Linked DNA regions of Homo sapiens: region 2 is linked to region 1. A link is an interaction called in ENCODE POLR2A ChIA-PET data of the cell type or tissue named here. Cell type or tissue: PC-3. All regions are shown on one strand. Each heading gives the region's core, and the rest is flanking DNA. Links, peaks and the distances in the headings are about the cores only.

Region 1 (12,686 bases), core at 6,910-9,409:
TTGAGTCCCCTTTTCCTTGTCCTCCACCCTCGGTCCCTCAGCAAGTCCTGCTGGGCTTACCTGCAAATCCTCTGTCTCCATCCATACCAGCACAGGCAGCCCTTCAGCTCTCACCTGGGCCAGCGCAGTGGTTTCCTCATGGGTCCCCTGCTTCAACTCTTGCCTTCCTGCAGGAAGTCCATTGTCCCCTAGGCTAGCAGAGGGAGCATTTAAAAGCATCAGTGGGATCACTCCCCTCTTGTGCTTAAAGGCAACCAGTGCTTCCTATTGCCTTCAGAGTGAAAACCAGACTCCATGACAAGGCTCTGCTTATCCCAGCCCGCCTTTCTCCAGCCCTGGCTTCTGCTGCTGCCCCTGACCCCCTCATTTCTCTGCCCCTAATGCCATGGCCCGCCGCTCTGAGCCTTTGCACTTGCTCTTCCTTGGACCACTCCCAACACCTGTAGCTCCTTCTCAACTTCAGAAAGACCTTTCCTGACCATTCATTCTAAATCAGTCCAGCCTTAATTTCTCTGGATCATGTCGCCTGTTTATTAGCATCTGAGTCTCTCTCTCTTTCTACTTATTTGTGTGCTGTGTTCTCCCCAACTAAACTGGAGGCTCCCTGAAGGCAGGAGCCTCGTCTGTCTTTTTCACTGCTCTGGCCCAGCATTTTGTGCGGTATATACTTGCTGAATGAATGAACAAATGAATGAATGAATCAATGAGGAAAATGAAGAGGAAATCCCAGGGGAATATATGGTCTGAGGAGATACTCAAGGTAGGGGTGCCAAGGGAATTGCCACTCCATACAGAAGCCTGGTTCCTCCCTGTGAGGGAGTCTGGGTGGGAGCTGATCTGAGCCAGAGGCATTGGCCGTGGAGTCCAGGGGTCTCCTGTGTGGCTTCCTGAGATGGCAGAGGGAGTATCCCCACCCTGCCCCCATCAGAAATACCCAGACTGCTGGAGCAAAAGGGCACAGCTGCTGCCTCCAATGCCGATTTCCACACAGCCACTGCCTTCTTCCACCAACCACAGAGCCCCTGAGTTGCCATAGCAACAGAGGACTGCACCAGAGTCCAAATAGGGATGTCTGCATTTCCCGGCACTTCTGGCTGGGGAGGCAGGGGGTGGTCAGTCCACAGCTGTGCCTATGCCCTGTCTCTGACCTGTCCTGGTCTCTAAGCAAAGCACCCTCCTCTGCCTTTCCACCCTCATTTCACTTCCTCACTTGAAAATCTTAAGAAGAGGATCTGGAAAAATAACTAACAGGTACTAGGCTTAATACCTGGGTGATGAAATAATCTGAACAACAAACCCCCATGACACATGTTTACCTATGCAACAAACCAGCACATGCACCCTTGAACTTAAAAGTTAAAGAAAAAAAAAAAGGCCGGGCGTGGTGGCTTACGCCTGTAATCCCGGCACTTTGGGAGGCCGAGGCAGGTGGATCACCTGAGGTCAGGAGTTCGAGACTGGCCTGGCCAAAATAATGAAACCCCGTCTTTACTAAAAATACAAAAAATTAGCTGGGCGTGGCAGCCTGCACCTGTAATCCCAGCTACCTGGGAGGCTGAGGCAGGAGAATTGCTTGAACCCAGGAAGTGGAGGTTGCAGTGAGTCAAGATCGCGCCACTGCACTCCAGCTTGAGGGACAGAGAGAGACTCTGTCTCAAAAAAAAAAAAAAAAAAAAAAATTAAAAAAAAAAGTCTCAGGAAGCACTCATGTCAGGATCTTCTCTGCTTTCTCTCCGCACTGTGGAAGGAGAGGGGAGGGATGGCCTTGTCTTTGTGTCCTGTCCAGGCCCACAAATTGGACAAAAGAACAAAGGAGCAGGATTCTCTGATATCTCACAGCTCTCAAGCCTGCCTAAAGAATGTTTTCTTTTTAAATACCACTTGGTTAGTCTAGCTGGTCACCTCCTGGAGTTTTTTAGTTTCTATCAACTGCCTTTTTGGTACCCCTAAAGAAACTCCTGAAGAAGCAAAACCTGCCTTTTACTCCCCAGAAGCTAAGAGCCTTTTGGAGGAGCTGCTGTTGTTGTCTGTCAGAATAACAACAACAGCATCTACCACTCACTAAGTGAATGTGTGACATGCATCACTTCTCTCCATCCTTACAACCGCCCTGCGAAAAAGGTGTTAGTAGTCCCATTTTGTATGTAAGGAAACTGAGGTCACATAGCTGCTAAGAGGCCACGCTGCAATCTGAGCCCTGGACTCTCAGACTCTGAATCCCAGGCCATTGGCCGCTGCTTTATGTTGGGAGGCACAGCCAGCTCCATGGAATGACATATTTAGCTTCCCCAGCCCCAGCCAGTCCCCTGGGTCCTCACGTGGCTCCCTCCCAGCCATGGTGGCTAGCAGTTGTTGGCTCTGTCCCCATGCCACGTCACCCCCACAGGGATCTGATGGCAACTCGCTCAAAGTGGGAACAAAGGCAGCATTTTTAGCCCCTTCTTTAGAAACCTTGACTCCTTGCCACATACGCGGCCACTCGGATTGGCTGTTACCATGGTAACTGGCTGCCGCTCTCTGTCCAATTATGTCAGCCCTGAACTGCAGGGCTTCCGTGCCCATTTCCTGCCCGATCTCCCCAGCCTGCCAGCCCAGCCCCTCTGACCTCCAGGCAGCTTTGAATGCCTATGCTTTCTAATTACAGCTGCCTTTCAATGCCCCTGTCCTTTCTGAACCCTTTGTAATCTGCATGGAACTTCTCCCAACAGCCCATTGTCACACTCAGCTCCCTGGCCCTTTATCTGTGGTTTCTATAGCATTGATTGTGTATCTGGCCTTGTACCCAGCATACACACACGCCCCAAAGGGCACACAGCTTGGGCACAGAAATTTCAAACATCCCAGGCTCAGTGCCTGGCACTGAGATGTTTCTCCTGCAATTGTGACCTCGTTGGGGGTCTCAGTGGTCTGATTTCAAGCCATCTTCTTTGTACATTCATTTGTTCATTCAATGACTCATGAGCACCTATGATGTGCCAGGCACTAGGGATACCAAGTTAAACAAGACAAAATGGAACTTTACATTTTTGGGGGGTGCAGGGGTGATCAATGTAAACACGTAAGCAATTAAGTAAATACATGTAATTTTGGATCATGTTAAGCACGGTGAAGAGAAAGAAATGAGGGACCCCAATTCTGGGATGGACACTTGCTTCTGTCCTCACTCAAGCTCCCCACTTCCAGCCAGAGGGGTTCACCAGATGAAGGGGGTGAGGAGGAGGTGCTTGGTGTCCATTGGGCACTTTGGATGCAAGTGGCAGAGACCAAAGTTCAGCAGCTTAGGGAAAAGGGTGCTCTGGGCAGAGCTGCAGCTGGAGCTCTGAGGCCTGAAAGTCACCAAGACTCAGTTATCGTCTCTTCTCTCTGCATCCCTCTCAGACGTCAGCTTCCTTTCCTCTCCTTGCAGCAGCTTTTCTTTTCTTTTAATTTTTAAATTTTATTACTATTATTACTATTTTTGACACAGAGTCTTACTCTGTCACCCAGGCTGGAGTGCAACGGCATGATTTCGGGTCACTGCAACCTCCACCTCCCGGGTTCAAGCGATTCTCCTGCCTCAGCCTCCCAAAGTAGCTGGGACTATAGGCGCCCGCTGCCACACCTGGCTAATTTTTATATTTTTGGTAGAGACAGGGTTTCACCATGTTGGCTGAGTTGGTCTCGAACTCCTGACCTCAGGTGATCCACCCACCTCGGCCTCCCAAAGTGCTGAGATTACAGGCTTGAGCCACCATGCCCGGCTAGCTTTTCCCACATGACAGAAAGCATGGCTGTGGACAGATCCTATGAATTTTACCTTTCACTGCCTCAGTCATGGGAGACAGCCTGACCTCAAGCATTCTTGAAGTCTAAGAGACAGAAACCAAGGGAAGAGGCTTAATGGCCCAGGTCAGAGGTTCCCATACCTGGACTAATCAACTAAGCCCAAGGATGGGATCAGAGTACAGACAAGGAGGCTCCCTGGTTTCTGGCTAGCCCTCTGTGGTTGCAGAAGGCAGACAATCCCAGCATCTAGAACACCCTTGCAAAGTGAAACTCCCCTAGGTATGTGCCCTTCACTCCCTCACCTCATCCCACCCAGCCCTACCCCTGCTTTCTTACTTTCACAGTCTCACTTCTGCTCCTGAGAGGCAATCTTATGGCCTATGCTCCAGCTCAGTCCCAACTCTTTAAAATAAATAAATAAATAAATATATAATTTTTAAAAATTTATATTATTGACTAGAGTCACCCTGTTGTGCTATCAAATAGTATGTCTTATTCATTCTTTCTATTTTTGTACCCATTACCCAACCCCCGCCTTCCCCCTACTACCTACTATGTCCATGAGTTTGTTTTGATTTTTAGATCCCAAAAATAAGTGAGAACATGCAAAAAATTAAAATTAAAAATTAAAACAAAATTTTTGTGGGGATAGAGTCTTGCTCTGTTGCCCAGACTGGAGTGCAGTGGCGGGATCATAGCTCACTGCAGCCTTGAACTCCTAGGCTCAAGTGATCCTCCCACCTCAGTCTCCGGAGTAGCTGTGACTACAGGCATGCACCACCATGCCTGGCTTTTTTTTTTTTTTTTTTTTTTTTTTTGTAGAAACAGGGTCACATCACCTTGTCCAGCCTGGTCTTGAACTCCTGGGCTCAAGCCATCCTCCCACCATAGCCTCCCAAAGTGTCGGAATTACAGGTGTGAGCCACTGCACCCAGCCTCAGTCCCGACTCTTAAGGTCAGTCTTTGAGGTTGACCTCAAGTGAGTCCCACTCACTTCATGCATGACCCCAAGTCACCACCAACACCAGGCTACTGTATACAGCAGGTTTTACTGAAGGTCTGGGGGTGACAGATGGGGAACATCCCATAGCTCACAAGACCAACTTATGCTCCAACAGAATCATTTCTCAGTCTTCCAGGGCTCAGACTAAGGATGTTGCATTGTTTGCTCATTGACTTCTCCCCCAGGGTGCACCCTGAAATTCCTTGTTACTTTCTAATGCAGAAGTATTCAGTTTTCAGCTTCCATCCAAATCAAACTCCTGAGCCTACCTTGGCATAGTCTCAAAATACATTAAGTGCTTTGCTAAACAAAGGAATCTTCATTGTGAGCCTCCAAAGGACAGGAGAAGCTTTGGAGCTGTAGTTATTTTTTAAAATTTATCTGCTCTCAAATTCTTAGGGGTCCTATTCCCAAAGACCACAGCAAACACAGGAGGTGGGATGGAGCAGGGTTCACACATGCACTCTGATGTGGCCCCAGGATAAAGTGCTGTCCCACTCAATATTCAATAAAGTGCTTTCCCCCTCTTGTAAGGTTGATTGGGGAAACTTAGATGTGTTATATTTTACTATGTCTCCTATCTTAGTCTGTTGTGTGCTACTACAATAGAATACTTAAGATTGAGTAATTTATAAAGAACATAGGTTTATTTCTACTGTTCTGGGAAGTCCAAGGTCAAGGGTCCTGAGTGTAGCAAAGGCCTTCTTGTTCCCATGGCAAAAGGTGGAAAGCAAGAAAGTGTGGGAGAGAGCCAAAGAGCAAGAGATGGAACTTGCAGCCTCAAGCCCTTTTATAATTGGCATTCATTCATTCATGGGGGTGGAGCCTTCATGACCTAAACATCTCCCATTAGGCCCCATCTCCCAACACTGTGGCACCGTGGATTAAGTTTCCAATACAATGCTTTTTGGGGAGACACATGCAAACCATGGCAAGGACAGGAGTGGGAGTGGGAGAGTTCATATATCCTGATGTGGCCCCAGGATAAAGGGCTGCTCCCCTCAATGCTGAGCTTTTGTAAGGTTGATTGGGAAAAACTTGTATGTGGTATAACTCACTATATATCCTTTGGGGTTAGATCAGTGCTGCATGCTCAGATCCCTTAGCCTTCCTTTGAGGGATGGGTTCAACAAGCTACATACCAGCCCAAACCCTGACAGTAACACAAAGGAAGAATGAATGGCTCCCAGACTGTAGAGGTGGGGGACACCTCAGCAAGAGACACAGATGGGAGAAGAGAAAGACTTATGAAACATGGAGAGAGTCACTCCCATTGTGGGTTCTATTTTCCAGCTGAAGAAGTTCAAGTGCATGCTTGCATTTCCAGAGCCTACCCTTTTGCCTCTCAGAGCTATGGGATCTGAAAATGCTAAAATTCTAAGAGTCATCTCCTCTGAGTCTCCCTATTGGATCCATAAAGATTCAAAGATGACAGGCATCTGAGGCTGGGCATGATGGTTCACGCCTATAAGCCCAGCACTTTGGGAGATCAAGGGCAAGGATCACTTGAGCCCAGGAGTTCAAGACCAGCCTAGCCAACACAGTAAGACCCCCAACTCTAAAAAAATAATAATTTTTAAAAAAAGAAAAGAAAAAGAATTTGAGACAGGCATCTGAGAAGGTGTGCCCTTACACCTTTCCAGCTGCTTGAAGTGGTTTCTATGAACAATCAAGGCCCTCTATGTGGCCTCCCAGGGCCTATGCAGGGGTAGACGCTCTGCCCGGGGCACTCAAGCATGGGTCTGCTGGCTTTGTCCGAGGGGCCATTTGCAGTCTTCTGGAGGGATGGGAGGCAGTGGTAGGAACCCAGATGCACACTTTGCTCCCCCAGAGAATTCATATGAAGAGAATTACCAAGATCTTGGTGTTCATTCCTTAGAAATCTCCTTCTACCTTATTAACTCTAAGCAAACTGCAGGCTATTTCTGAAAATGCATTTGACTTTGAATCTAGGGGCTAGGCTGCATGGGTGTTGAGATCTCTTCCCCTTCTCACAAGAGGGCAGTAGCAGGCATATTGGAGTAAGCACTGGGCCAGGAACCAGGGAATTTTGTCATCTGTTTTTAGCCCTGATGAGGTCTGACCTTGAGTAAGTCTCTTGCATGGCAGGGCCTCAGATTCCTCATCTGTTAAATGCATGGTTTGACTGGTGTAATTTTCTATCATCTCAGCCACTCATATCCACCATCATAATTTTTGTCATACCTGGGTGTCACCTGTATTTTTTATATACTTAGTATGCTTCTGAAAATTGAATTCGCTTTTCAACTTGGCTTCATGCCAGGCAGTATGTCCAAGAAATCACATATTTAATGTACTAGTTTTATTTTTACCACTATGTACTAGAACACTTTTTTATTTTAGGAGACAGAGTCTCATTCTGTCACCCAGGCTGGAGTGCAGTGGCACAATCTTGGTTCACTGCAACCTCTGCCTCCTGGGTTCAAGTGATTCTCCAGCCTCAGCCTCCTGAGTAACTGGGATTACAGTCACGTGTCACCATGCCTGGCTAATTTTTTTGTATTTTTAGTAGAGACAGGGTTTCATCATGTTGGCCAGGCTTGTCTTGAACTCTTGACCTCAAGTGATCTGCCTGCCTCAGCCTCCCGAAGTGCTAGGATTACAGGCGTGAGCCACCACGCCCAGCTTATAACACTTACTTTTAATCATATTTATCTCTATAACCTCTGAAACCATCCTGTATCACCCTTTGGGAAATACTGGACCACAGCATCACTTTGATTACCCAATGTCTTCTCCCCTACTGAGAAATTGTAATAGTCCCAAAAGGAAATGCAATTTCAGAAAGAAAAAAGGAAAAAAAATATGTATATGTGTGTGTGTATATATATATGTGTGTGTGTGTATATATATATAATTCCTGAGCCAACAGCCAGCATGACCCTTGGAATAAAATGGTTGTATTTTGACAACTTTTTGTCTCCCATCACAGGTATGGGACCTAACTCTGACTCCCATTTTCCCATTTCCTGAGTCTGAGGAGTCTCCTGGGCCCTGCCCACTTTCCCTTGGAAGCACCACAGAATTCCTTCAGTCTCTTGAGTATCTGGGATTACAGGTGCCTGCCACCACACCCAGCTAATTTTTGTATTTTTAGTAGAGACAGGATTTCACCATGTTAGTCAGGCTGGGCTCGAACTCCTGACCTCAGGTGATTCACCCGCCTCGGCCTCCCAAAGTGCTGGGATTACAGGCATGAGCCACTGCGCCCAGCCACTCCTAGGTATTTACTCATGATAAATGAAAACATATTTATAGTAGCTTTATTCATGATAGCCTGAAACAAACCTCAAAGGCCCATATAGATGAAGAGATAAACAAATTGAGAAATAGCCAGATAGCTGAATATGATTTGGCAGTAACAAGGACTGTACTGTTGATATGACACACGCAGCAACATGGCTGATTCCCAGAAACATAAGAGAAGCAAAAGAAACCAGGCACATAGAAAAATGATTTTTTTCTTTTTTTTTTTTTTGATGTAAGTGAAACTGTGAACAGAAAAGAATGCATATTGTATGATTCCATTAATACTACTTTAAAGAACAGGCAAAAGTACTCTGTGGTGTCAGAAATCAGAACAGTGGTTGTCTATGCAGGATAGGGGTTGAGCAGAAGGGGAAATCTTCTGGGGTCACGGAAATGTTCTATATTTCATTGGGGTGTTGGACATGCAAGTGTATACATTTGTTTAAATTCATCCAGTTATACTCTGAAGATTTTTGCATTTCATGGTTTGCAATTTTACCTTAATTTTAAAAACAAAACTAAAAAAATACATTCTCTGGCCCCACCCTACTGAATCCATACTGAATCAGAATCCCTGGAGGAAAAACCTGCAAATTTATGTCTTACAAACCTCCCCAGGTGTTTCAGATACACAGCCAGGTTGGGGAAACTTTGGCTCCTAAGTAAGCTTCTGCTGACTCATAGTTAATCAAATGTGGGGAAGTTATAGGGCTGCTATTAGAAAGAGAGACCATAATAACATCTATTGCTTATTGAGCATTTATCTTCTCAAATTCTTCCAGTAACTCAGCAGGGCAGGTATTATTGTCTTCATTTTGTAGATAAAGAAATTGAGGGCAAGACATTTGCTCAGATCAGCTGGTAAGCAGCAAAACGACTGGCCCAACTCTTCCTTAGCACAAATATCTCATTCTTTCTATCATTCATTCATTCATTCATTCATTCAGCAATCAAAAACAGATGAGTATTGTGTGCCTTCTTGGTGCCAGGCACTATGCTGGGCATGATGCCACACCAACCTCCCTGAGAAGGCTGCAGTGAGCAGTGATGGCTGTGCTAGATGAAGGCCGTAAAGCAGCCTTTACCTCTGCCTTGTAGACTTGGGCAGGAAAAGGGTCCCCAGGCCTCTTTTGATTTTAATTATTCAGGTAGTTTCAGGGAGAGGCAGGAGGTTTATGGTTATATAAACATAACTAAAGAAAACCTCTGTGTTGTTTACTTTGAGAACTTTCCAGAAGCTAACACCAATAGCAGGTCATGTTAAAAATGGGTTAAAATCATTATCAGATTATGAATAATTCACCAGGCACCCCCTGTTGCCCATTACGTTTTATACTACATAATTGCTTCCTGGAAGTCTGCTCCCAGTGCAGGGAATTGGGAGTATCCATGAAATTGAATATTTCTGCTTTTGACAAGTAAATTTAAACAAAATTGTGGATTAGTTTCAGTCCACTGCTGCCTGTCCCTTTTGAGTTGATAAGACCGGTCCTTTACCCCCAGCAAAATAGCTGAGCGAGTAAAAAAGGGTCCAGCTCCTTTGAAAGGGAAATTAGCCCCAGATCTTATTCATACCAGGCAGTGTCCCAAAGATTCTAAGTATTTTGGAGGACTAAGTGTGGAAGTGGGGCTGGGGGAGGGATGTCTAAAGGAGAATCAGAGTCAAACCACAAAATGTACTCTGGATACTGTGATATAAAAAAGGGAATGATCAGAATAAGAAGAGCAATGATACTTAAAAAAAAAAAAAATTGAATTAGGCCAGGCTCCGTGGCTCACGCCTATAATCCCAGCACTTTGGGAGGCTGAGGCGGGCGGATCACTTGCATTCAGGAGTTCAAGACCAGCCTGGGCAAAATGGTGAAACTCTGTCTCTACAAAAATAGAAAAATTAGCTGGGCATGGTGGCACATGCCTGTAGTCCCAGTTATCCAGGAGGCTGAGGTGGGAGGATCACTTGAGCCCAGGAGATTGAGGCTACAGTGAGCTGTGATTGCAACACTGCACTCCAGCCAGGGCAACAGAGTTGAACCCTGTCTCAAAAAAAAAAAAAAAAAAAAAAAAAAAGAGTTGGATTAGATGTAACTCATGTACCCAAAATTCATCCTTTTCAAGTATACATGCCACTGTTTTTTAGTATATTCACAAGATTGTACAACCATCACTACTATCTAATTCCAGAACATTTTAATGTCCCAAAAGAAACTGTATATCCATTAGCAGCTACTCTCCATTCCTCTCTCTCTCTAGCCCCAGCAACCACTAATCTACTTTCTGTCTCTATGGATTTGCCCATTCTAGACATGTCATATACATGGAATCATGCAATTTGTTGCCTTTTGTTACTGGCTTCTTTTGCTTAGCATGATATTCTTAAAGTTCATCTGTGTCATGGCATGTATCAAAACTTCATTCCTTTTTATTGCTGAATAACATTCTGTTGTATGGATAAACCATATTTTGTTTATACATTCATTCACTGATGAGCAATTGGATTGTTTCTACTGTTTTGGCTATTATACGTAATGTTGCTGTGAACATTTATGCACAGGTTTTTGTATGAAAATATGTTTCCAGGGTAGATGCTGTGGCTTATACCTGTAATCCCAGCACTTTGGGAGACCGAGGTGGAAGGATCGCTTAAACCCAGGCTTTTGAGACCAGCCTGGGCAACACAGCAAGAGCCCCAGCCCTACAAAAAAAAAAAAAAATTAAAGAAAATATGTTTTCCGTTCTCTTGAGTATACACCTAGGAGTAGAATTGCTGGGCATATGGTAACATATGTATAATCTTTTGGGGAACTGCCAGACTCTTTTCTACAGTGGCTGCGCCACTCTACATTTCTACCAGCAGTGTTCAGGGGTTCTGCCCTTCTCTACAATGCCTGATTTCTCTAGCAATGCCCTTACTTTATCTTCCTTGTCAAAACTTATCTGTTCTATGTACTATTCACAGCTTATATGAAAAGCTCATCAACATTACTGATTCCATGTGTCATCCCTTCTAGATAACACATTTGCAGTTCAAGAAGAGCCTCCTGGAGAGACAATTAATCAGGACTCTCTCAAATCCAAGTGGTCTGAAGCAAAAAGAGAATTTATTTACTTATGTAGCTAGAAGGATAATGGGGTAGCTTATAGACTTTAAGGGGGAGTTATAGGAACAAAGACTTCAGGGTAAATTTCTCTCTCCCTCTCTCTCTCTCCCCCCCCCACTCCACCCCCCAACCCCTCCCTTCCCTCCCTCTCTTGTTTCTTTGGGTGCCCCTTTTGTTGTTGTTGTTGTTCTTCTTCTTTTTTTTTTTTTTTTTAGACGATGTCTCATTTGGTCACCCAGGCCGGAGTACAGTGACACAATCTCAGCTCACTGCAACCTCTGCCCCCCAGGCTCAAGCAATCCTCCTACCTCAGCCTCCTGAGTAGCTGGGACTATATGCGCACACCAGCTCGCTCTGCTAATTTTTATATTTTTTGTAGAGGCAGGGCTTCACCCTGTTACCCAGGCTGTTCTCAGACTCCTGAGTTCAAGTGACTGCTGGCCTCAGCCTCCCAAAGTGCTAGGATTACAGGCATGGACCACCACGCCCAGCCTGGTGCCCTCTTTCTATGGCTCTCTCTCCACCACTCATCTCTGTTGCCTCTGCCTGGCCTCATTCCATAGTCAGTTTCTTTCCTTGTAAGAATGATGGCTGGCAGAAGACTCAGACTAACACCCTCCCAGCTTAGTAACACAGGGACAGGGACCCTCTCTCTCCCTGCATTGGTTATGCCATGCCCATCCCTGGACCAATCATGTGTCCAGGAAAATGAAGTCTAATGTTTGGCCCAAGCTGGCTCCCATGCCTGTCTCTGTGGTCAGATCAGAAGAAGAGGAATGGATGTGTGGAAGTAGGTGGTGGGAGTTACACACTGGGGAGCCAGAATTAATTGCTGCCAAAAATCTTAATTTAAAGGAGAAGCTCCAATGATAGGAACTTCAGACACCATGGCAGACAGGTAGAAGGATATTTGGGGACAGGAAGAGCTGGAAATCAACTCCAGAGCTTACTCTGTCTAGGTCTGGAGGCAGCCCTGCTCTGGACAGACTCCTGGAGTAGTAGAGAATACTGAGCCCCTGAAAACCCAACAGGCACTTTCCAAATTACAGTGCAACATGCACCACCACAGCGAACCTGAAGACCAGGGCAGGCCCAGCACTTAACCGCATTACCGCCTCCCTAGTCATTACAATCTGTGCAATTTTACTTTTTCCAAGTGAGTAGAGCAGTCTTTTTTAGAAAATGGAGGAATAACTTCAGTAATTGAAAACATTTTCCTTACTCTCAGTGGGTTCCAAAATCTGACAAGGACTCTTAAGGGACTTCAAAACACTTCTCAATTATGATTAAACCAGATATTAGAGTCTACACTTTAAAAAGAGGAAATGAGCTGAATCCTCAGATGTCAGAGCTGGAGGAGCCCATGGGACCACTTAGTTCCCTCAGTTGTTCTACAGAGGGAGAAACTGAGGCCAAGTGCTGGAAGGGACCCATCTGGTCCTCCAGAGCACAGGCGGCAGAGCCAGCACTTATATCCAGATCTCCTGGCCCAGCATCCTTTCCCCCCGACCAGGTCTCTTGGCTGCACTCTCCCTCATGAGCACCAACTC
Region 2 (17,472 bases), core at 7,866-10,365, 170 kb after region 1:
ACCATGTTGGCCAAGCTGGTCTTGAACTCCCGACCTCAGGTGATCCACCAGCTTCAGCCTCCCAAAGCGCTGGGATTACAGGCATGAGCCACTGCGCCCGGCCAACCTTCCCAGGTTTTATGGCCTGCTTCCGGGAAGAAGGGAGAGGGAAAGGTGAGAGTGGTTCTCCTCTGCTGTTTTTTCAAATGCCAAGTTGCCATATTTTGGAGTACGGTATCCTGAACCCCATCATTCTCCTGTCTGAAACTTTCCCAAGAGGCCTCACAGCCCAAAAACTGAGTTGGAAGATTATTGCATAACCCATTGAACCATCTCTCAGTTCCAGGAATAACTCAGTCCAGTTAAATAGTTAACAGTTGTATCTTATTCCAGTTGTTAGGGGGTATTGCAGTCAGGCTTCTACCAAAGTTAGGCCTCTATGTAGTGTAATCAATCAGGCATTTAATAAGAGGCATTTCCAGACAAACAATAGAAAAACAAACATTAACAATTAGAGCAATCCATAAACTCAGTTTTTGAGTCCGGAAGACAGCCAGTCAAAAAAATTTCTAGATTCGAGCTCAAAGCATCTTGAGATGGTAGAATGAGGACAAGTAGTGACAAGCTGATAGATTTTCCTGGTTTGCAGTTTGCATGAGGTGTTCTGGGGAACTTTCTGAGTAGCACATAGAGCAACACGTACAAAAATTGTTCATATATGGCTGTTGTGATTTCTCTAAAGTCTATATGAAGTTGTCCAGCTTTAGCTTGCAGGGCTTTGGAAAAAGGGCAGTTTTAATTTTTAGTGATTCTCAGTCATAAGGTGGGAGAAAAATTGGAAATTGTTTGGAGAGTGATAACCAGATATTGGAGGAAACTAGAAGAATTTAAGATCCAGTCCAGATTATAGGTAGATAACAAAACCTCAGGGCCGGGTGAGGTAGCTCACGCCTGTAATCCCAGCACTTTGGGAGGCCGAGGCGGCTGGATCACGAGGTCAGGAGATCAAGACCATCCTGGCTAACACGGTGAAACCCCGTCTCTACTAAAAAATACAAAAAATTAGCCAGGCATGGTGGCGGGCACCTGTAGTCCCAGCTACTCGGGAGGCTGAGGCAGAAGAATGGCGTAAACCCAGGAGGTGGAGCTTGCAGTGAGCTGAGATCGTGCCACTGCACTCCAGCCTGGGCGACAGAGCAAGACTCCGTCTCAAAAAACAACAACAGCAGCGAACATGGCGCTGTGAGTGGTGCGGAGCGTGCGGGCCCTGCTCTGCACCCTGCACGCCGTCCCGTCACCCGCCGCGCCCTGCCCGCCAAGGCCCTGGCAGCTGGGTGTGGACGCCGTCCGTACGCTGCGCACTGGACCCGCTCTGCTCTGGGTGCGTAAATTCACAGAGAAACATGAATGCGTAACAACAGAAAATGGCATTGGAACAGTGGGAATCAGCAATTTGGCACAGGAAGCTTTGGGAGATGTTGTTTACTATAGTCTGCCTGAAGTTGGGACAAAATTGAACAAACAAGATGAGTTTGGTGCTTTGGAAAGTGTGAAAGCTGCTAGTGAACTCTGTTCTCCTTTATCAGGAGAAGTAACTGAAATTAATGAAGCTCTTGCAGAAAATCCAGGACTTGTAAACAAATCTTGTTATGAAGATGGTTGGCAGATCAAGATGACACTGAGTAACCCTTCAGAACTAGATGAACTTATGAGTGAAGAAGCTTATGAGAAATACATAAAATCTATTGAGGAGTGAAAATGGAACTCCTAAATAAACTAGTATGAAATAACGCAACCCAGCAGAGTTGTCTTAAATTAGTGGTGGATAGACTTACAATAGCAACTTTTAGCATTACCGATGGGGAAGAAAAAACTACTGTTAACACTGCTAATGAAAGAAAATGCCCTTTAACTTTCTAATGATTATAGATAAATAGAATATGCGTCTTTTTCACAATATCCTATGATTTTTAGACTAGGCTCTAGTGTTCAGAATTCATGAAATTATCCATGGTAAAAACTAGTTATAAACATTACAAAATTCAAAGATAACATTGTTATTCTTAAGCTTTAATAATATTGTAACTTGCATGTATCCATACCTGGATTTGGGATGAAATACTTAATGATCTTTCCATTGGAAATAACTGGAAGTGAAGAGGTTTTTGTTGCTTGTACAGTGTCAGATGAGGAACACCACTATCTTAATTTTACAATACACTGAATTTTTTGGTGGTGCTATTTTTATACAGTGAAGCAACAGCTTTGCAGCAAAATAATAAAATACTTCTTCATTAAAACAACAACAACAACAAAACAAAACAAAACAAAACCTCAAAAACATGAACAGGACTAGAATTCAATAATAGATAAACTTTAGTTTTCTTCTGAAATGTAATTTTTAAACCTACAGTCACCTCTGTTTCTACCAAAGATGATCAAAATAAGATGAATTTGTTTGCAAAATAGGCCCAATCTCATTAAACTTAACCTGATTATTTGCATAAGTGCAGCAAAATAGTGATTGCCCTAAAGGCTCATTTAAGTTTGCTTTGCTGGAATTTTTCATAAGGAATCTCAAATTGGACTTTTAAAACCTGACTCAAGTCTAGGAAGCCAAACCAAGGATTTCTCATCATACTTTGCCTATAATACCTATAGATTTGGGTGAATTCCTCTCTTTTTTTTTTTTGAGAGGGAGTGTCGCTCTTGTTGCCCAGGCTGAAGTGCAACGGCTCACTGCAACCTCTGCCTCCCGGGTTCAAGCAATTCTCCTGCCTCAGCCTCCCCAGTAGCTGGGATTACAGGCACCCGCCACCATGCCTGGCTAATTTTTGTATTTTTAGTAGAGACGGGGTTTCACCATGTTTGCCAGGCTGGTCTCGAACTCCTGACCTCAGGTGATCTGCCCCCCTCGGCCTCCCAAAGTGCTAGGATTACAGGTGTGTGCGCCTGGCCGAATTCCTCTCTTCTTGAAGTCCCCAAATACCCTGAGTTTCCTGGGCCTGTCGAAAAGTGGCATTACTTACTTACCTGTAAGGCAACCACATAGGGGAACCATGTAAGGGAACCATGTATGCAGACTACCAAGCCAGTTTTTCCTAAGAGGCTTTACTAGATCAATAAAGTCAGCCTTAGTTCTTTAAAGTATTCTGGTTATATCTGAAAATAGGCATTCCAGTCAAAGCCTTGGTAATATAGCCAATAATTCCAATGTGTTCTGCTACAAGGGGAACAGATTCTTTTTGAACGTATGCAGATAACTATATTGCCATAAAAATAAGGATACTCACTAATAGTTTCTGAATTCTGGAGGAATCAGGTAAGGAGAAAAAGTGATGACTTCAATTCTTATTGAAATTGAATAAAGTATACTTATAAAAGTATACTTTACCAAGTGGCTGTAAGCTATAGATAGCTTAAAAGTGAAAAAAAAAAAAGTTTTCTTAAATATGGAAAACAAAACATTAAAGAACCAGCAATGTTTCAGCCAAAAAGTCATCCCCCAAAATCATCCTCATTAGTTTATTCAGTCCCATGTAATCAAATCTTGTTCTGTTTGATCTTGCTTAGCAGTTTCATGAATTTATCAGTTTCTTCATTAGAGTTTTGAAAATTCTTACCCAGTGCAGTGGTATGATTTTTAAGTTATCAGAAACCTGAACCTGCATTCTATTCCAGGGTACTTGTCAAAATCTTTTTCATGAATGTCCTTGAAGAAGAAGCAATTTTGGACAATAGTTGATTGCAAATACTTTCGGACAAGAATAATAGTAAAACAACTGTCTGTGAATAACAACAACAACAAAAAAAACTGGCCATGGTTAAAAATATGAGAGTTCATTGTAATAATAACAAAATTGATGAAGAAAATTTTTTTTTTTTTGAGACAGAGTCTTGCTCTGTCGCCCAGGCTGGAGTGCAGTGGTGCGATCTCCGCTCACTGCAAGCTCTGCCTTCCGGGTTCACACCATTTTCCTGCCTCAGCCTCCTGAGTAGCTGGGACTACAGGAGCCCGCCACCGCAAGTGGCTAATTTTTTGTATTTTTAGTAGAGACAGGGTTTCACCGTGTTAGCCAGGATGGTCTCGATCTCCTGACCTCGTGATCCACCCGCCACGGCCTCCCAAAGTGCTGGGATTACAGGCATGAGCCACCACGCCTGGCCTGATGAAGAAATTTGATTATTCCTGTGGGATAAAACATTTTAACATAACTAAAATTATGACCGAAAACATTATATGAGAACATATCAGATTTTTAAGAATTTTATACAGTTTTTGGAACACACATTAATAATATACCCATACAGATATAATTCAAAGAACGTTAAACATCATTTCTTAGTTGACAATGTTTCCCGTGTAAATTTAACATGTCAAATAAGCCAAATTATGGCTCACGCCTGTAATCCCAACACTTTGGGAGGCCGAGGTGGGCGGATCATGAGGTCAGGAGATCGAGACCATCCTGGCAAACAAGGTGAAACCCCATCTCTACTAAAAATACAAAAAATTAGCTGGGCGAGGTGGCGGGCGCCTGTAGTCCCAGCTACTCGGGAGGCTGAGGCAGGAGAATGGCGTGAACCCGGGAAGTGGAGCTTGCAGTGAGCCCAGATCGCGCCACTGCACTCCGGCCTGGGCGACAGAGTGAGACTCCATCTCAAAAAAACAAAAACAAACAAACAAAAAAACACAAATAAGCCAAATTAGTTTAATATCTCTCTTTCTATAAGGAGAGAAAATAAATTATTTTGAGATATTCCAGAGGCCCTCTAAAAGCTCCCAAATTTAGATTGAGGTCAAAAAGATTTAATTTAGAATTTGATTTGGGGAAGTTTGTCAACAATATCAAAAGGTGTAAAACTCTTGATTAAATCAGGTTATTTGTTATCTATTTAATCAAAGTGGCAACAAAATATTTTAAAGGCAAGTACAGAAGGTTACATAGTTTTAAAAACAAACCTTTAGTTCTTTTAATAGAGAGAACTCCATTTTCTTAAGTAATCAAAGACCTAGTGGAGACCATGTGAAGCACCAAAAATTATTTTGATAGCTCACAAAACCTTTGTTTTCTATGCCAATTACTTAAAAGGTAATGAAAAAACTTTTCATAATCTCTTATCAAAAGCAAACCAATATACCCCCCATCAAAAAAACTTTGTTTTTCTTTTCTTTTTTTTTTTTTTTAATGGAGATTTATTCTTGCTGCCCAGGCTGGAGTGCAACGGCGTGATCTCAGTTCGCCGCATCCTCCGCTTCCCAGGTTCAAGCGATTCTCCTGCCTCAGCCTCCCGAGTAGCTGGGATTACAGGCATGTGTCACCACACCCGGCTAATTTTTGTGTTTTTAGTAGAGATGGGGTTTCACTGTGTTGCAGGCTGATCTCGAACTCCTGACCTCAGGTAATCCGCCCGCCTCGGCCTCCCAAAGTGCTGGGATTACAGGCGTGAGCCACTGCACCCAGCCAAAACTTTGTCTTTGACAGAGGAGACCAAATTCTAGTTTTGCATCAGTGTACTATTAATGCTAAGGCTAATTTTAAAAATGTCTTCTGAATAAATCTATCCCGTCTCAGATAGCTTTGATCATACCAGATAAGACTCCTTTCCTAAGATTTCCTTCCTCAAACCCATTACAACCATTTAAAAATATCCATCAAGCCGGCCGTGGTGGCTCATGCCTGTAATCCCAGCACTTTGGGAGGCTGAGGCGGGTAGATCACAAGGTCAGGCGTTTGAGACCAACCTGGCCAACATGGTGAAACCCCATCTCTACTAAAAAAATACAAAATGAGCCGGGTGTGGTGGCACACACCTGTAGTCCCAGCTACTTGGGAGGCTGAGGCAGAAGAATCGCTTGTACCCGGGAGGCGGAGGTTGCAGTGAGCTGAGATCATGCCACTGCACTACAGCCTGGATGACGGAGTGAGACTCCATCTCAAAAACAAACAAAAAATATATATATATATCCATCAACATTTCTTTCCCTACATTTTTCTCTTTCTCATTCTGGGAAGATCAGTCATTCTACTTTATGGCAGAATTAATTACTCGTTTTTCCCCTAACAGAAAAACACATCCTCATGCCTTATAATTTTCCTTACCAACAATGTATCTTATTTTCCTTGCATTATTTGCATACAGAGTTGTTACACTTATAATTTCTAATAGTTTTAATTCCATATATTAATTTGAATTTTAAATTTTAGTATCCTTAATTTCTAGTGAAAACTAAGAAGTAAGCAATTGTGAACTGTCACATACCAACATTCTGTAGATTAACACCATTTCATAATTTCTAGAAATACATGCATCTCCATAATACAATTTTTCAATGTGGCACAGAACATTTTTACTGAGACCCAAATATATTTCGTTCTTCTGAAATAAGAAGCAAAAGTAGATAAACTCATGTTCAGTGATTAATGTTTCAGCATTATATCTTACATAGAAATGACCCATTTGATAAATGTTTGTTACTCATTTTAATTTAGTATAACTTTAAGCTTGAAGTTGCCAAAAAAATTTTGGAATTATTTTTAACTGGAAATGTTTTATAAAACGTAATTGTTGTTGGAAAAGATTATTTATAAGCTTTTATCCCACTTATATCTCATTTAATTCACTTGTTCTTAACAATTATGCTTGAATTAAATTACTCATGAAAATTTCATGAGACATTAAACAAAGCTAGCCACCATCTTAAGTTATTTTTCTTGTTGACAAATTAGGCAAGTATCAAAAATACCACAGAAGCAAAGAAACTAAAAGTTAAATATATAAGTGGAGATAATATAAGCTTGTTTGACTAGTAAACCCAAGTGGAAAAAAATGTATGCCTGCATTATATTTAATGCTAACAATTCTGAAGACGTTTCTGATTTTCTTTTACGAACAATTTAAAAACTAATCTTATTTCTTGAAAATTTACCCAAGTTGGCGAGGCGTGGTGGCTCACGCCTGTAATCCCAGCACTTTGGGAGGCTGAAGCGGGCAGATCGCGAGGTCAAGAGTTCAAGACCAGCCTGGCCAACATAGTGAAACCATGTCTCTACTACAAATACAAAAAATTAGCTGGGCTTGGTAGCAGGCACCTATAATTCCAGCTACTTGGGAGGCTGAGGCAGGAGAGTCGCTTGAACCCGGGAGGCAGAGGTTGCAGTGAGCTGAGATAGTGCCATTGCACTCCAGCCTAGGCAGCAAGAGTGAAACTCTGTCAAAAAAAAAAAAAAAGAAAGAAAGGAAAAAAGAAAGAAAGAAAGAAAGAGAAAGAGAGAGAGGAAGGAAGGAAGGAAGGAAGGAAGGAAGGAAGGAAGGAAGGAAGGAAGGAAGAAAATTTACCCAAGTCATCTAAACTCAAAAAAGCTTGGGGTTAGTTTCTGTTTCTTTCTTTTTTTTCAGAGACAGAGAGAGAGATGAGGCCACTATGTTGCCCAGGCTGGTCTTGAACTACTGGACTCAAGGAATTCTCCAAGAGATTCTCCTGCCTCAGCTTCTGAAGTAGTTGAGACTGCAGGATCATGCCACTACACCTGGCTTAGACTCTACATTTCTGAGAGTTTTAGGAATACTTTATACAAGCACTCATTTATTTCCAGACCAATTTGAGTAGAATTCCTTTAAGGAATTTTATAAATAAATGTGATAATACTATCCAGAGGTAGGAAAAATACCAGCTATGCATAACATACAAATACATATACATATGTAAACATATGGACAGATGGCAAAGATCTTACAGGTTTTTTTTTTTTTTTGAGACGAAGTCTCGCTCTGTCACAAGGCTGGAGTGCAGTGGCACAATCTCGGCTCACTGCAACCTCTACCTCCCTGGTTCAAGCGATTCTCCTGCCTCAGCCTCCCGAGTAGCTGGGACTACAGGCGCATGCCACCACACCCAGCTAATTTTTGTATTTTTAGTAGAGACAGGGTTTCACCATGTTGGCCAGGATGGTCTCGATCTCTTGACCTCGTGATCCGCCCACCTCGGCCTCCCAAAGTGCTGAGATTACAGGTGTGAGCCACTGTGCCCAGCCGATCTTACAGCTTTTAACATGTTAGCCATGTGCCAGGTACAATAATTCAAAACACACTAATTTATAAAATAAACGGCTAGATCTAAATTGTGTTTTTGGCAGGTATAACAAGTTAAGATTACCTTCTCAGTTGTCTAAAGTTTTTTACCAATATTTGTGGGAAAGACTTTTAAGATTTTTTACTTACCTGGTTTCAAATAGCTCTTTTTTTTTTTTTTTTCTGATGACAATTCCCTCCCTGAAGTTTGTATTTCCCAAAGGTAACTATTAGGTTCTAAAGAAGACAGGGTAGAAAATTTACAACTCAATGGCACAGAAAAAGAATGCAAGTTTTGGAGGCATATTTGTCTATTATCAGAGGTTAATCTTATGGAGGCTATGGACTAATTTTAGGTGAGTGACTGAGGAGACATCTAGTGGCTGTCGGCCTCCAAAGCCCATCTAAGTAGACAAACATCCATTTTTTGTTTCCAAATAGTATTTTTCTTTCTCTCTTTTAGCCTCAAGTGGTTACTTTCAGGAGTCTCTGAGTATCTTGAGAGCCGGAGACCTAAAGTTCCAGTAATTGAGGTTCTGGAGAGGGAAGGGAGAAAGGTGGCATATCAAGAATTCAAGGGAACTGAAAGAAGACCAAAGCAAAAGGAGGAAGGAAAAGCAGAAGTAAATGGAAAGAAGAGGTCTTAGAGGAACTAGTCTGGGGGGATCTTCGCTTCCCAAAGAGGCAATGAAGCTGAAGAAAGAGGGAGATGGAGAGAGTTGACAGAAAATATAGTCAGAAGGAGTTTGGGAAGGGGGCAAAGGGTCAGTCAACCGAGAAGTTCCCATGAGAAAAGCAGGGTTCAATAGACAGAACAGAAATGCCTTAAAATACATATATTCTGGGCCAGGCACAGTGGCTCACGCCTGTAATGCCTACACTTTGGGAGGCCGAGGTGGGAAGATCACGAGGTCAGCAGATCGAGACTATCCTGGCTAACACCGTGAAACCCCATCTCTACTAAAAATACAAAAAAAAAATTAGTTGTGCGTGGTGGCAGGCACTTGTAGTCCCAGCTACTCGGGAGGCTGAGGCAGGACACTGGCGTGAACCCGGGAGGTGGAACTTGCAGTGAGCCAAGATTGTGCCACTGCACTCCAGCCTGCGTGACAGAGCAAGACTCCGTCTCAAACAACAACAACAACAACAACAACAACAACAAATATATATATATATATTCTGGGCCAGGCATGGTGGCTCACACCTGTAATCCCAGCATTTTGAGAGGCCAAAGCGAGCAAATCACTTGAGGTCAGGAGTTCAAGACCAGCCTGGCCAACATGGTGAAACCCCGTCTCTATTAAAAATACAAAAATTAGCCAGGCGTGGTGGTGCACCCCTGTAGTCCTACCTACTCAGGAGGCTGAGGTATGAGAATCGCTTGAACCTGGGAAGTGGAGGTTGCAGTGAGCCAAGATCACACCACTGCACTGCAACCTGGGTGACAGATCGAGAACTTGTCTCAAAAAAAAAAAAAATATATATATATATATATATATTCCGAATATCAACTTTCTTTTTTTTTTTTTTTTTTTTGGTGAGACGGAGTCTTGCTCTGTCGCCCAGGCTGGAGTGCAGTGGTGCGATCTCGGCTCACTGCAAGCTCCGCCTCCCGGGTTCACACCATTCTCCCGCCTCAGCCTCCTGAGTAGCTGGGACTACAGGGGCCTGCCACCACCGTGCCCGGTTAATTTTTTTTTTTTTTTTTTTTTTGTATTTTTAGTAGACACGGGGTTTCACAGTGTTAGCCAGGATGGCCTCGATCTCCTGACCTCGTTACGCGCCCACATTAGCCTCCCAAAGTACTGGGATTACAGGTGTGAGCCACCACACCCAGCCTACCAACTTTCAATTAAACCAACTTTCCACCATAGAGCTATTTATTTATTTATTTATTTATTTTTATTTTGAGACGGAATCTCACTCTATCGCCCAGGCTGAAGTGCAGTGGCGTGATCTGGGCTCACTGCAAGCTCCACCTCCCGGGTTCATGCCATTCTCCTGCCTCAGCCTCCCAAGTAGCTGGGACTAGAGGCACCCGCCACCATGCCTGGCTAATTTTTTGTATTTTTAGTAGAGATGGGGTTTTAGGGTGTTAGCCAGGATGGTCTCGATCTCCTTACCTCGTGATCCGCCCGCCTCAGCCTCTCAAAGTGTTGGGATTACAGGTGTGAGCCACTGCGCCCGGCCAAGCTCTTTAAAAAACAAATTAAATCATGCCTGTAATCCCAGCACTTTGGGAGGCTGAGGCAGGCGGATCACGAGGTCAGGAGATGGAGACCATCCTGGCTAACATGGTGAAACCCCGTCTCTACTAAAAATACAAAAAATTAGCCGGGCATGGTGGCAGGCGCCTGTAGTCCCAGCTACTCCAGCCTGGGTGACAGAGCAACACTCCATCTCAAAAAAAAAAAAAAAAATTAAAATTAAAAAATAAACAAATTAAAAACTTTCAAATATCCTTTTTCTTATTTCAATCAAAGACAGCAATCAATTGACTCAGAACCAAAACCAATAAGTCTTTCTTTTTTTTTTTTTTTTTTTTTTTCTGAGACAGAGTCTTGCTCTGTTGCCCAGGCTGGAGTGCAGTGGCACCATCTCGGCTCACGGCAACCTCTGCCTCCTGGGTTCAAGCGATTCTCGTGCTGCAGCCTCCCAAGTAGCTGGTACTACAGATGCACGCTTCCATGCCTGGCTAATTTTTGTATTTTTAGTGGAGATGAGGTTTCACCATGTTGGCCAGGATGGTCTCGATCTCCTGACCGCAAGCAATCCACCTGTCTTGGCCCCGCAAAGTGCTGAGATTACAGGCATGAGCCACCGTGCCTGGCCCAAAACCAATAAATATTTTATGACTTAACCATGGATGAAAGAGATATCCTCAAAAGAGGGTACAAAAAGATTCAGTCCTCCCAAGATCCAGAACCACCCCCAAAGATAGCCTAAAGAAAACAAAGGCCTTCAGAGCCACAGGTGGTAAAGGATGCTGTTTATGAAAATGGTTTCTCCAATTTCCCATGAAATGTAGAAATGTAAGACACTTCCAGTCACATACCCACTAATCTGTGACACCAAACTGGTGCTACTGGGATGGAACTTTCCCAGCAGTAACCAAACAATGAAGATTAAAATGAGGAAAGCTGGGCCAGGTGTGGTGGCTCACACACCTGTAATCCCAGCATTTTGGGAGGCCAAGGCAGGTGGATCACCTGAGGTCAGGAGTTCAAGACCAGCCTGGTCAACATGGTGAAACCCTGCCTCTACCAAAAAAAAATACAAAAAATTAGCTAGGTGTGGGGATGCGCGCCTGTAATCCCAGCTACTTGGGATGTTGAGGCAGGAGAATCGCTTGAATCCAGGAGGTGGAGGTTGCGGTGAGCCAAGATCGTGCCACTGTACTCCAGCCTGGGCGACAGAGCAAGATTCTGTCTCAAAAAAAAAAAAAAAAAAGGAAAAAAATGAGGAAAGCCCCTAATGGATGGACTGGGATTTCTTTTCTTTTTCTTTTTTTTTTTTTTTTTTTTTTTTTTCTGAGACAGAGTCTCGCTCTGTTGCCCAGGCTGGAGTGCAGTGGCATGATCTTGGCTCACTGCAACCTCCGCCTCCCAGCTTCAAGCGATTCTCCTGCCTCAGCCTCCTGAGTAGCTGGGATTTCAGGGTGTGCAACACCACGCCCTGCTAATTTTTGTATTTTTAGTAGAGATGGGGTTTCACCATGTGGGTCAGGCTGGTCTTGAACTCCTGACCTTGTGATCCGCCCACCTCGGCCTCCCAAAGTGCTGGGATTACAGGAGTGAGCCACCAGGCCTGGCCAGACTGGGATTCTTATTAAGAGTGGACAGGCAAGCAGAAGTATGACTGGACAAAGGAGGTATAGTCTAGTGGTAGTGAACTGGAGAAAACTTAGCAAGGTCTCTTTGTTCAAATTCTACTTAGTAACTCTGTGTAACTTGAGGACAAGGATGCTCCTTTCCTCTGGGTATGGGGAGGATACCTCTGGAATTAGGGTTTTATGTTCTACCTCAGGAGAAAAGGAGGAAGACGGTCAGAGGTTTTTGGCCCACTTCCAGGAAGAAGGGAGAGGGACCTTCCTGCTTCTGCTGTTTTCTCAAATGTCAAGTTGCCACATTTTGGTGTAGTGTATCCTGAACCCATCACCAGTATGGTGATAGGTAGGAGGCCAGTTAAGCAAACACAAAAACACATTATCATAAATCAGCTTCTCATACTAACAACCAGTAAGCATTCCCATTTAGAATATAACAAAGACATCCAAATTCATCAAATCATACATATTAAATACATGTAGTTCTTTGTATATCAGTTGTATCTCAATAAAGATGTTTAAAACAACAAATTCCAAAAGAGAGAGAGGCAAGGACAGAGCAGACAGGTAGGCAGGCAAAGAAATAGACTTGTATTTTAAGAGCTTAAATAGAGGGGATAGAGAGGCAAACAAGCACACAGTTCAAACGTAGGAGTTCAGAAGTCAGCTATAGAGTTACTGTTGAATGTGAATTAATGTGTGTGTTCCTCAGACACACACACACACATATACACATACACACAGCATGACAGAATTCTCTTTCCTAGTTTGAAAATTCAGCCCTTTTTTTCACTATGATGGCCCCAAATGGGATGAAGAATAATGTAGAAGGTGAAAAAATGTATGTGTATTAGGAGGATAAGAATCAAAGTGAAGTGATAAGACATCAGTGAAAGAAGGAAAAATGGAGTAGGAACAATGCAGGAAGAACTGGAAGCCGGTGGGAGGGTAAAATGAGAGTAAACTTCAGTTGAAAGGAAGGAAGGAAGGAGGTAAAGGAAGGGGTGTTTGAGGAACAAATAGGTAAGAAAGCCAACTTCCTCACTCCTGGATAACTTACTCTCTATTGTACAGTACCTGGAAAACAGTAGGCATTAGATAAACATTGAACAGAAGAACAAAGTCAGGAAGGCTATGGGAAGCAGGATCAAACAGGGTAAGGTATGTGGGTAGTAATATCTACTAACATTCACTGAGTTTTACCATAAGCTGTACACCCGGCTAACCACTTTACATGATTTATCACTTTAAATCCTCACCAACACTCCATGAGGTAATTCACAGTATCCCCATTTAGTAGATGAAGAAACGGAGGCTCAGACAGTTCAAGTAACTCATCCAAGGTCACCTGAGTAGTAAGTGGCAGAGTCAGGATTTAAATGTTGACTTGTCCGACTTCCAAACCAGTGTTTCTCACCACTATATTAAATGTATTCCTAGCCAGGCACAGTGGCTCATGCCTGTAATCCCAGCACTTTGGGATGCTGAAGCGAGCAGACTATTTGAGGTCAGGAGTTCGAGACCAGCCTGGCCAACATGGTGAAACCTGTCTCTAGTGAAATATAAAAAAATAGCCAGGCGTGGAGGCGCGCAGCTCTAATCCCAGCTACTCGGGAGGCTAAGGCAGGAGAATCACTTGAACCCGGGAGGCAGAGGTTGCAGTGAGCTGAGATGGCGCCACTGCACTCCAATCTGGGCGACAGAGTGAGGCTCGGTCTCAAAAAAAACAAAAAAAAACAAAAACAAAAAAATTCCCCTTTGAGTAAAGGGTAGGTCTATACCCCTCTCGTTTACCACCCCATACACATAAAAGTTTGGCAAGGACCACAAAAGACATGGTACCAAACCTAGCCTATTAGTGAGGAGAGTACTAGGAGTGGAGGAATGGGGGCAGGCTCCCGGGCTGAGGAAGGACCATATTAAAGCCTCATCTTCAACAACACAAAGAAAAACAATTTGAAACTTAATCATCTCCCAGAATTATGATCCCTTCCCGCAGCGGGGAGCACATTAGCAGAGCTGAGAAATGATAATTCAGCAGCCCCCAACCCAGCAGGGAAGGAAAGAGAGGAGGAGGGAGGAGAGCCGGAGGAAAACAGAAACAGAGGCACAGAGAAAGATGGGGAACGCGGGGAGAGGCAAGGCCTGACCTCTCATGGCTCTTCTTCCTGCCCAAGTCTGAGACAGGGTTCCAGGAAAGTGGGCTGGTGGCACTTGGCCCTTCAATTGTGCCCAGATAGGGCAGGGGTCAAGGTGCTCCCTAGGTCAGTTCTCAGCACCGATGGATCCCCACGTTCGGAGCTGCATCCAAGCTCATCCGGGCCAGGCGTGGTTTAGTGGTCTTAGCCTGGTTGGGGGAAAGCTCCCGAGCCACCAGAGCTGGCTCTGAGCACCCGCTTGTCCGATGGCACCTAGGCGAATCAGCGGTCCGTCAGGACCCGAGGCGCTGGACAGCTCCCGGTCCCAGAAATGGTTCTCCGGAGTCCAGCAGTGAGGTGGGGTGAGGCTGCCCCCGCGCCGCGGCAGACCCCACCCTCCGGAGAAGCGCGAAGGTTGCTGGGAGCTCCTGGGGAAAGGGCTCGGGGTCGTGAAAGGGTCCCGATGGAGATCTGGTGGGGACCTTGAGACTGGAGCCCCGGGGGCAACTTCTCCAGACGCATTCCTTCCTTCTGAGTCCAGACCCCTTCACTCCCCACACCACCCCCCGCTGGGGACAATGGCGCCTTCAGCCCCCAGAGATGAATGGGGCCTTTGAGAGCCGCATGCCACGGGGTCAGCGGCGGCCACCGGGTCCCCGGGGGCTGCCCAGCCTCCAGATCAAGGAGACTCTGGTCAGGGAGAGTGGGGAGCTCTTCGGGGAAGAAAGGAATTCCATGGTCCCTTTCTTAGAGACTAGTGGGCCCCGGAGAAGAGATTCATCTGGATCAGGCAGTTCCTGGTAAAGAAGGATTTTAAGGGGGTGGGGAGGGAGGAACCCCCACTACCTGTGGCAGGGAAGGGGAGATTCTGTGCCCCTTCCTCAGGAGGCAGCAAAGCCAGCTACCAAGCTTTTGCTACCTCTTCCCCCCACTCCACGCTCCATCCCGCCTGGTTCCCCAAATCGGGGTCCCACCCTCAGTTTGCATGGGGCAGCTCCCCGTTTCTCTCGGTCCTTTCATCGGGGGCTGTCCCTAAGGCTTGGTCCCTCCTTCCTGCTCCTGTCTCCCCTCCGATTCTTGCACTGCACAGCCTACCCAGTTTCTATGGAAACAGGCTGGGAAGGCACTGCCAGGAGGCCAAGGCCACTACAGCTCTTGGGGGGAGGGGAAGATAGAAATGGAAAGAGAGACGCAGGAGGCGAGTTCTGGCCATTCCCGGAAGCGGGTGGAGATCTGTTGGGAGTGAGCCTTCACTGCCAGAGGGGTGGGGCAGAAGGAGAGGTGTGATTAAGTGATGTGACTGAGACAGAGTTGAGGGGCTCCTCCTCATTCCCCCAATTCCCAGTGCTCCAGACATCTAGACAAGCCTCCTCAGAGGGGAAAGTGGTGGATGAAGAAGGAAAAGAGACAGGTAGTACCAAGAGCTCTGCCCATTTCTAACTTATGTGAGGCTCTATCCTTTTACCCCTCCTGGGGACATGCCCACTTGAGAGGAGGTCTCCAGGGAACTAGAAGGCTCCCAAGAAGTGGGAGGGAAAATTGGAGTGCGGTGTGAGTGGTCAGGGATGTTCAGGAATCTCCCCTAGGAAGGTGAGCTAGAGGTGGGCAGAGGCCTCGGAATGTCAGCTACTTTTATGGTACCCCTCTCTGGCACCTCCACTGAGGAGTTGGTAGGGGGCTGGAGACTGTCAGCTTCCTCCCCTCTGTTCATCCCATCAGAACGTTGGGCTATGAGAAAACAAAAGTGGCCTAGTGGGGGTTGGGTGCACAGAAAGGGAGATAAGCCTAAGGCAAGAAGGGCCAGAAGAGGGGTGGGTGAATGAGTGAGTGCGGATGCTTGTGGCTAGGGCAGGGAGGGAGCTTCTTAGAAGCTTCATCTGCCAGCTCCTGGGAAGTGATCCCCAGCCCTCACCCTCTCCCGATGCTCCCACCTCAGGCAAAGCTGCCCCTTGGACAGGAACTATTGGAAATCTCAGAGTCCTGGGAGATTGTGCTGTGGGGGATTCCTTGGAAAGGGGCCTTCTAGGTTATCAGAACGTTCAGCAAAGCTTCCCTGGGGGAGAGGGGTAGTGAAACAGGTACCCTGGAGCCTAGGGTTTCCTGGATCTGAGCCATCGGCTCTCCCTGACCATAGTCCCCAGAACAGTCGTCTTGGTGTTTGCTTATTTTGGTTATTTTTTGATCAGATATTTTGGCACTGAGCACACTGCCTCCTGTTGCCATGGCAGCCGTGACAGGGGCTGAGGCACCGTGAGAAAAATACCAAAATTAATGAGTGAGCGAAAGTGCAGCCGAGAGAAAAACAAGGTTAAAAAAAGAGTTAAAACAGTAATGAAAACAGGCTTTCCAGCTCCACAGCAGAGCAGCTGCTGAGGCCTCCCCAGAGCAGCAGCCCCCACCCAGCCTAGAGCTCCTGGCATCTCCCAGACCTCAAGGCAGGACTCACTTGGCTTCCCCCACCCAGCTCGTCACTGACCCAGCAACAGCCACTTGGGGACCACCCTATGCACAACAGTAGATCAGCTCCAACAGTACATCAGCTTCCATCTCAGGTAGTATCCTGCCTCCCAGAACAGCTTGTCATCTCCTAAACAATAGAGTCTCAGCCACAGCCCCCACACAACAATGGTCCAGCAAAATTACCAGGAAATGGCCTCCTAGCTACACCCAAGCTTTAAAGTTATAGCTGCAGGCATCCCAGCTAGAGTCCAGCACACAGTAACAGCCCAACCACAATTCTGAGCAACAGCATCTTAGCTATAGCCAATCCCCAGTATGCTGTCATCACAGCTACAGCTCCAGGACCAATAGCAGCTCAGCTACAGTCCTATACACAACAGTAGCTCTGCTCCTATCCCAGGTAACAGCCTGTCTCCCAGGTACAGGCTCCTCGCAACAGCCTCTCATCTCCTAGGACCTAGGCAATGGATCCAGTTACAGTCCCATCTACATCATATTAACAGGGAACAGCTTCTCAGCTACAGCCAGTCTCAGGTGTGCCAGCCTCATATCTATAGCTTCAGGCCCAACAGCTTATCAGTTACAGTTCTCCCTCAACATGCACACACACACCCATATACACACAGCTTGGCGATAGTTTCTCAGGTAATCTTATTGGCTATAGCCTAGGCACACCAGCATCAGAGCACTGCAACAGTGTCCTAAGTACAATCAGAGGCAGCAGCCTTGGTGTTACAGTTCCAGGCCCTACAGCATCCTAGTTCACTTAGCCACAGCCCATCCCAGGTACACGGATATCACAGCAAGCACCCCAACCATTCCCATACCCAGCATCACCCTGGTTCCAATCCCTGGCCACAGTCTCAGCTGGAACTCAGGCACCATCAGTTTCAGGAGCCTCCCCCAGTGCTTCACTTGCCAAGCAGGTCCTCCTCCCACTTTGGTACAGGGCCAGAAGTCTGACTTCTCTCCTCTTCAAATGCCACCTCCCTTGCT

What was found. ChIA-PET counts read pairs that join two places held together with the same protein. Peaks named below come from ENCODE experiments on the same cell type or tissue, not always from the same donor. Only the 100,000 strongest peaks of a DNase experiment are listed, where the experiment ranks them.
Region 2: POLR2A ChIA-PET joins it to region 1 with 7 read pairs; 3 of 35 experiments call an interaction of 5 or more read pairs at or near these places.

Annotation. Positions count from the first base shown.
Region 1 is chr5:142,053,849-142,066,534 of GRCh38, reverse strand. No RefSeq gene overlaps it. Among named protein-coding and RNA genes, the nearest start is that of GNPDA1, 47 kb to the right of the region's middle. In PC-3, for the core only: no CTCF peak of the experiment used is centred there; DNase peaks (open chromatin) are centred at 8,084 and 8,674; H3K4me3 peaks cover 454 bases; H3K27ac peaks cover 2,349 bases.
Region 2 is chr5:141,880,431-141,897,902 of GRCh38, reverse strand. It overlaps the pseudogene LOC729080. Among named protein-coding and RNA genes, the nearest start is that of PCDH1, 11 kb to the right of the region's middle. RefSeq lists an enhancer at 14,583-15,465. In PC-3, for the core only: a CTCF peak has its summit at 8,433 (motif pointing left); no DNase peak of the experiment used is centred there.